Linked DNA regions of Mus musculus: region 2 is linked to region 1. The links are chromatin contacts, found by Hi-C or POLR2A ChIA-PET in ENCODE. All regions are on one chromosome and are shown on one strand. The core of a region is the stretch at or near the end of the contact, and the rest is flanking DNA. Distances in the headings are between cores, read along the strand shown.

The links. Hi-C counts contacts between places; a loop is a spot of excess contacts on that map. ChIA-PET counts read pairs that join two places held with the same protein, here RNA polymerase II (POLR2A).
Region 2: a map of left cerebral cortex shows a loop between it and region 1 (7-fold over the local background). The contact joins the promoter of Supt3 here to the promoter of Runx2 in region 1. A Hi-C loop is called at or near these places in 8 of 37 maps with a recorded cell type or tissue (Patski, T-helper 1 cell, T-helper 2 cell and 2 more). POLR2A ChIA-PET finds 5 or more read pairs at or near these places in 1 of 5 experiments (Patski).

What each region holds. Positions count from the first base shown.
Region 1 is chr17:44,735,240-44,737,939 of GRCm38, forward strand. Runx2 (runt related transcription factor 2) reads right to left here and starts at 1,409. Exons shown (of 7, transcript NM_001145920.2): 1 at 1-1,409. The coding sequence starts at 395. RefSeq lists a promoter at 1,164-2,700 and a cis regulatory region at 2,300-2,308.
Region 2 is chr17:44,775,742-44,778,441 of GRCm38, forward strand. Supt3 (SPT3, SAGA and STAGA complex component) reads left to right here and starts at 1,425. Exons shown (of 12, transcript NM_178652.3): 1 at 1,425-1,687. It also overlaps a transcript of Runx2 not described here.

The DNA.
Region 1 (2,700 bases), core at 159-2,658:
GCCACGGGCAGGGTCTTGTTGCACCGCCAGTGCGAGGGCAGCACGGAGCACAGGAAGTTGGGACTGTCGGTGCGGACCAGTTCGGCCGGGTGGTCCGCGATGATCTCCACCATGGTGCGGTTGTCGTGCGGCGGCCTCAATCGGGGCACTGCGGCCGCCGCCGCTGCTGCCGCCGCCGCTGCCGCCGCTGCTGCTGCGGCCGCCTCCTGCTGCTGCTGCTGCTGCTGCTGTTGTTGCTGTTGCTGTTGTTGCTGCTGCTGTTGCTGCTGCTGCTGCTGCTGTTGCTGCTGCTGCGCAGCCACCACCGGGCTCACGTCGCTCATCTTGCCGGGCTGCAGGCTGCTGGAGGGGGGGCTGAAGCGCCGGCTGGTGCTCGGATCTACAGGAATACGCATCACAACAGCCACAAGTTAGCGAAGTGGCCGGGGGAGGGGGAGGAGGGTGGAAATGGGGGGCGAGGAGGAGGAAATCGAGGGGGTGGAGGCGAGACGGGGGCGGAAAGAGGATGGAGGTGACGGGACAGAGGAGGTGAGAAATCAAGTTCGAGGAAGCCGTGTGCCGGGCGGAGTCTGCTGGGGGCCGGCGACTGGAGACCGGACAGAGTCGGGGTAGCGGGTGGGGACACCCGAGAGGCGCGGATCTCCACCGGGAGGCTTGGGAGTCCCTGGCGGTGGCTGCAACGAGCGGGACGCGGGGGCGTGTTTGGCCCAGCCGCCGCAAGGGACTTGAAGTTAACAGCTTGCAGTAGGGGCCCCTTGGGGCACCGTGTCCTGGGTGCGCTGGCGCCCCGCTCCGGGTTCCAGTACGGTAGTGGAGCCCCGCAGGTTCAGCAGTCCATCTCGGCGGTGCGTGTGGCTCCTCGCTGTCCGCCACCGCCAAGCAGAGCGCGGCTGCCCAGCTCGCGGCGCCGTCGCTTGCCCGCGCCGCCTCCTCCGCCTCCTCCTCCGAGGCCGCTGCGCGCTCCCCGCGCCGGCAGCGCGCTCCGAGTCCTCCGGCCGCCGAGTCCTTCCTTTCCCCGGCTTCTCCTCTCGCCCTCTCCTTCGCCGCCGTCTAGCTCGCAGCCTCGTCTCTCCTGCTCTTTGCAAAGTGCCCCGGGCCCCCCTCGCGTTTCAAGGTGCCGGGAGGTAAGTGGGGGCGGGGGGAGAGCGGATCTCGGGGCGACAGATCTGGAGCCTGCGGATCGCAGCCGCTGCCGCCGCCCGCCGGCCGCTAGAAGCGCCGCTGCGCTCGCTCGGCGCCCGAAGCTGTAGGGAGGAGGTCCCCGCCTAGGACATCGCCGCCTGCGTCCTCGGCTCCCCACTTCACCCTCAGGACCGGGAACCACTTCTCGGTCTGACGACGCTAAAGCTGAGAAGCGGGAGAGCCTCAGGCTGCTCCGACTGGCGTTAATTTTTCGTTGTTAACTTCAGGAGAGGAGGAAGGGAAATTCTCAAGTCTCCACGTTGACTTCTGAGCACTCTTCACCCTGCCCCCAACCCCACCCCACATTGGTTGGGGCGGGGGGCAGGTTTTTACAGGCTTCGGGAGTGCCCCCCCTTAGGTGACACCAAAATGGGTGACAGGAGTGTTTGTCAAAATAGTTTTAGAAACTCTAACGGATGTCTGGACACTTTTCTTATATATTCCTTCTTGTCATTATTGGAGAATAAGGATGGGTTGCTTTTTTAATAAAAAGAACTAAAAAATGACAGCTTGGTAATTAAAATAAGTTGTAAGTTGATAAAATGCTTGCTGGGAAAGGGGGAATACACAGCGGTTATCCATTCATTTCCCAATCTTTTATTAAGTGTAGTCTTCGTCTCAGACTAAGTCTAGTGTCTAACTGTCTTTCTAGCCACTCCCCACTTTGGGGGGTTAAAAATAAAAAGTTTAAAAAAAAGTTCAGTAATTATTTATTTATGTTTTTGTTTCCCGGCGTTATGGGGGGAGGCGATTTTGGAATCCCCAAAAGATTGTGGTTGAGAGATGAAGGAGTGCGGGGAGCGGCAGCAGTTTTGTTTTTTTTTTGTTTGTTTTTTTTTTTTTTGTTTGTTTTTTTACCTAAAATGTGGTTTTTGGAGGCTGGGATTTCTAATGATTAGGTTTTTGTGGTTTATATAGACACGACTCAAACTGAGGCGATCATTATACTGATGGGAATCAGAAGCACGTGGGTGTCTCCGACCAGCCTCAAATTCTGAGCCTTCAAAACAAATCAAACAACGTGCGGCGGCGCCCACAGAAGCCGGGAAATCCGCCGGAGGCTGATACACCCCAAGAACCAGGCAGAAGCAATATCGGGCTGGCTCACCTCTCAGCGTGATGTTCTGTTATATGTCTTGCCTAACCTATTATTTTAAAACTTCCAACGCTTCCAAATAGAATCATTTTACCAAAATCCCCGGCGATTCGTAACAAGGTAGTTGACGCAACTGTGATTTGGTGAAATCAATGAAAAATTGGGAGTCGTCCCCTAGGAGGACTAAAGAAGAGGGCTAGCTGGGTAACATTTCTCACCATCCGTCTTATTTAAAGCTCTTCACGTAGCCATTAATTTGGGGCTTTTACTGCTGGGGTGCAAATGCCTTCCAAATTCAGCAAGGGACCTGTCATGACCCTCCCTAGCGCAGTTGCCACTCTCTGACCTTCCCTCCCCGCGCGCCCAGCAGGGCCCAGAAAAGGTACCCGGAGCGCGCAAAAGAGGTTGTTTGCGCCTCTTTG
Region 2 (2,700 bases), core at 175-2,674, 41 kb after region 1:
AATGACAATTTTTGGCTACTTTCCCATATAGCTCGCACTCAGCTTTGGGCAGAGTGAGCCTGGATCTTACACTTCATGTTGACCCTCCACATCCTAAATCTACTCTTGGAAGTGTATTTGGCAAATATTGAAGTGTCTGGCAGTTACAGAGGACTAAGCACAAGACAATTGCAATCCAGAGAGGAGATGATCAGATGAATGGCTGTTTTAAAGACACTCAGCAAATAGGATTATTTCAGAACTCATACATTCATAGGCAAGACATTAATGAAGTAAGTAGTGCTTGAAAAGACCTGGTAAAGGTGAATGTGATGGTTTGTATATGCTCGGCGCAGGGAATGGCACTATTAGAAGGTATGGCCCTGTTGGAGTAGGTGTGTCATTGTAGGTGTGGGCTTTAAGACCCTCATCCTTGCTGCATGGAAGCCAGTTTTCTACTACCATCCTTCAGATGAAGATGTATAACTCTCAGCTCCTCCTGCACCATTCCTGCCTGGATGCTGCCATGCTCCTGTCTTGATAATGGACTGAACCTCCGAACCTGTAAGCTAGCCACAATTAAATGTTCTTTTAAGAGTTGCTTTGGTCATGGTATCTATTCACAGCAGTAAAACCCTAGCGAAAAAAGTGACTAATATAAATAATAATAGTAAAAATAATATAATAAAAATAATATTTGAAATGGTAGGATAGTGGATATTTTCTTTTCTAAACAGCCGAGTGAAAACATCACACACAATTGTCTCCAGTTCATTAAGGTACTACACCTGCAACCATCAAACACGGGAAGACAGGTCATACATACAATTCAATATAAGTGGTGCAAGGAAAAATCACCACTGCTTGTTTATAAAGCTTCCCCAATAGTGAAAGTTATTAACTAAAGCATGCTTTTTAAAGTAATGGAACTTTGTAGAAAGGAACGGGGGTGGGGTGGGGTAACTTTGCAGATGAGTTTTCACAGGCTTTCGATTTTGCGCAAGGGCCGGTAGGGGTGGGTAGGTGGGTGTTCCCAGGTCCTAGAACGGACTGAGTCCTCACACAGTGCTTCTCTGAGGAGAGAGTCTTTCCTAACTCTGCGCCCCTTTGTCATTGGAAACAATTCTGGTCACCTGACCAACCCCTGAAGAGAAGCTTGCATAGACCTTCTCCCAGTGCAGATCACCGACTCTCAATAATCCTAGCTCCTCGGGCTCACTCCTACGGTCTGCAGAGTCACCACAGGCCAAATCCAGCTCCTCTGCCAGATCGCTCACTCGACTCATCACAACTCCCGCTCTGAGGCTCCGCCGCGTGGCTGCGGGCCGCTCCGTACGCCGAGGCGGGAGCGCGAAGCCCCGCCCCCGGAGTGTGGCGGAAGTAGAAGAAGCAGGCCCGCGACCGCGCGCGCTGGCCAGCCGGGTGCGCATGCGCTCTCGCCGCACGGCTTGGCCCGTCCCTCTAGTCACCCCAGGCTCCGCTACCCCCGCCCCGCCCCTCATAGTGGCGCTCTCGCCATCTTACCCCCACCCCCTCCAGCCTAGCTCAGTCACCTTTTCCCTTTCTACAATCTCTGGTTCCCCCCACTCCCCGCCCCCCTGCCCGTCGTGTCCCGGGGCCGCCGCCGCCGCAGACACCGCGCCATCTCTGTCCCCTCTCATTCTCCACGCGGGACGCGCAGCCGTGCCTCCACGTGTCTTAAGCAGAGGTTGTGGGGGCGCGTGGGGGCGGCGGGGAGTGGGGCGAGGTCATGGGAACTTGAGGGACGTCGTGGCAGCCAAATGCCTGGCCCGGGGCTGCGGGCCCAGCCGGATGCAGGCCGCCGAGCGTGGGGTGCCCCGTGGCTCCTCCCCGTTGTCGGTGGGCGTGAGGCAGGGGAGCCCTCGGGGCCGGGCGGAGAGGCACCGTTTAGGCTTGTCACCCAAATGGGTGGGAAGTCCTCCAAGAAGGCAAGCTAGGAAGCTAGGAAGTGGTAGTGGAAGGAAGTGCAGTGTGCATGCAGGCTGAGGGACAGAGGACACAGAGATGTTGCTGTCAGAGCTCGCCTCTGGGACCCCTGGGGAAATAAATCATTTAGCCGGTGGTGTCGGGGGGTATAGATGGGGATCATCGCAGCCTAGCTCAAAACTCAGGTTTATGGGAGAAGATCTGTGTGCTAAAAGCTTGTATCACGCCAGCTGTGATTAATTACGTTTGAGCTCCAAGGAAATTGTCTGTCATCTTGCCTTCTATATTGGAAGTCAGGCTAGTTGATGTGACAAGTGATAAGAGTTATAGGGATAGTGGAATATATTTGACGGTCAGACAGGATCCCAGTAGCAGTGTTGTTACTGAACACCCGGATTAAAATTAGCTTTATGTCCTTGGAATTAGTAGACTCAGGAAGAAACCAGTACATATTTATCTGGGATAAAACCTGAGTTCTCAGTATTTTTGAGTTAGTTCACTGTTAAAAGATTTACTTAAAGAAAGAAACAACTGGTAGAATTTCTGCGTGTTCCAGCGAGGCGGAATATGACTACTAAGATAATGTTTTGCACAACCAGACCTTACTTTAACCATACTATTGCAAGCTTCCCACCCTTTTCCGGCTGCACTGCCCAAGGGGACTTTATGCCAAGCTGGAAATGCTATACTCTATGGGCTACCAATATGGTAACCACCGGGTGCAGGTGGCTCTGATGAGCTTGATTTTTTAATTGGTTAGCAAATTAATTACAA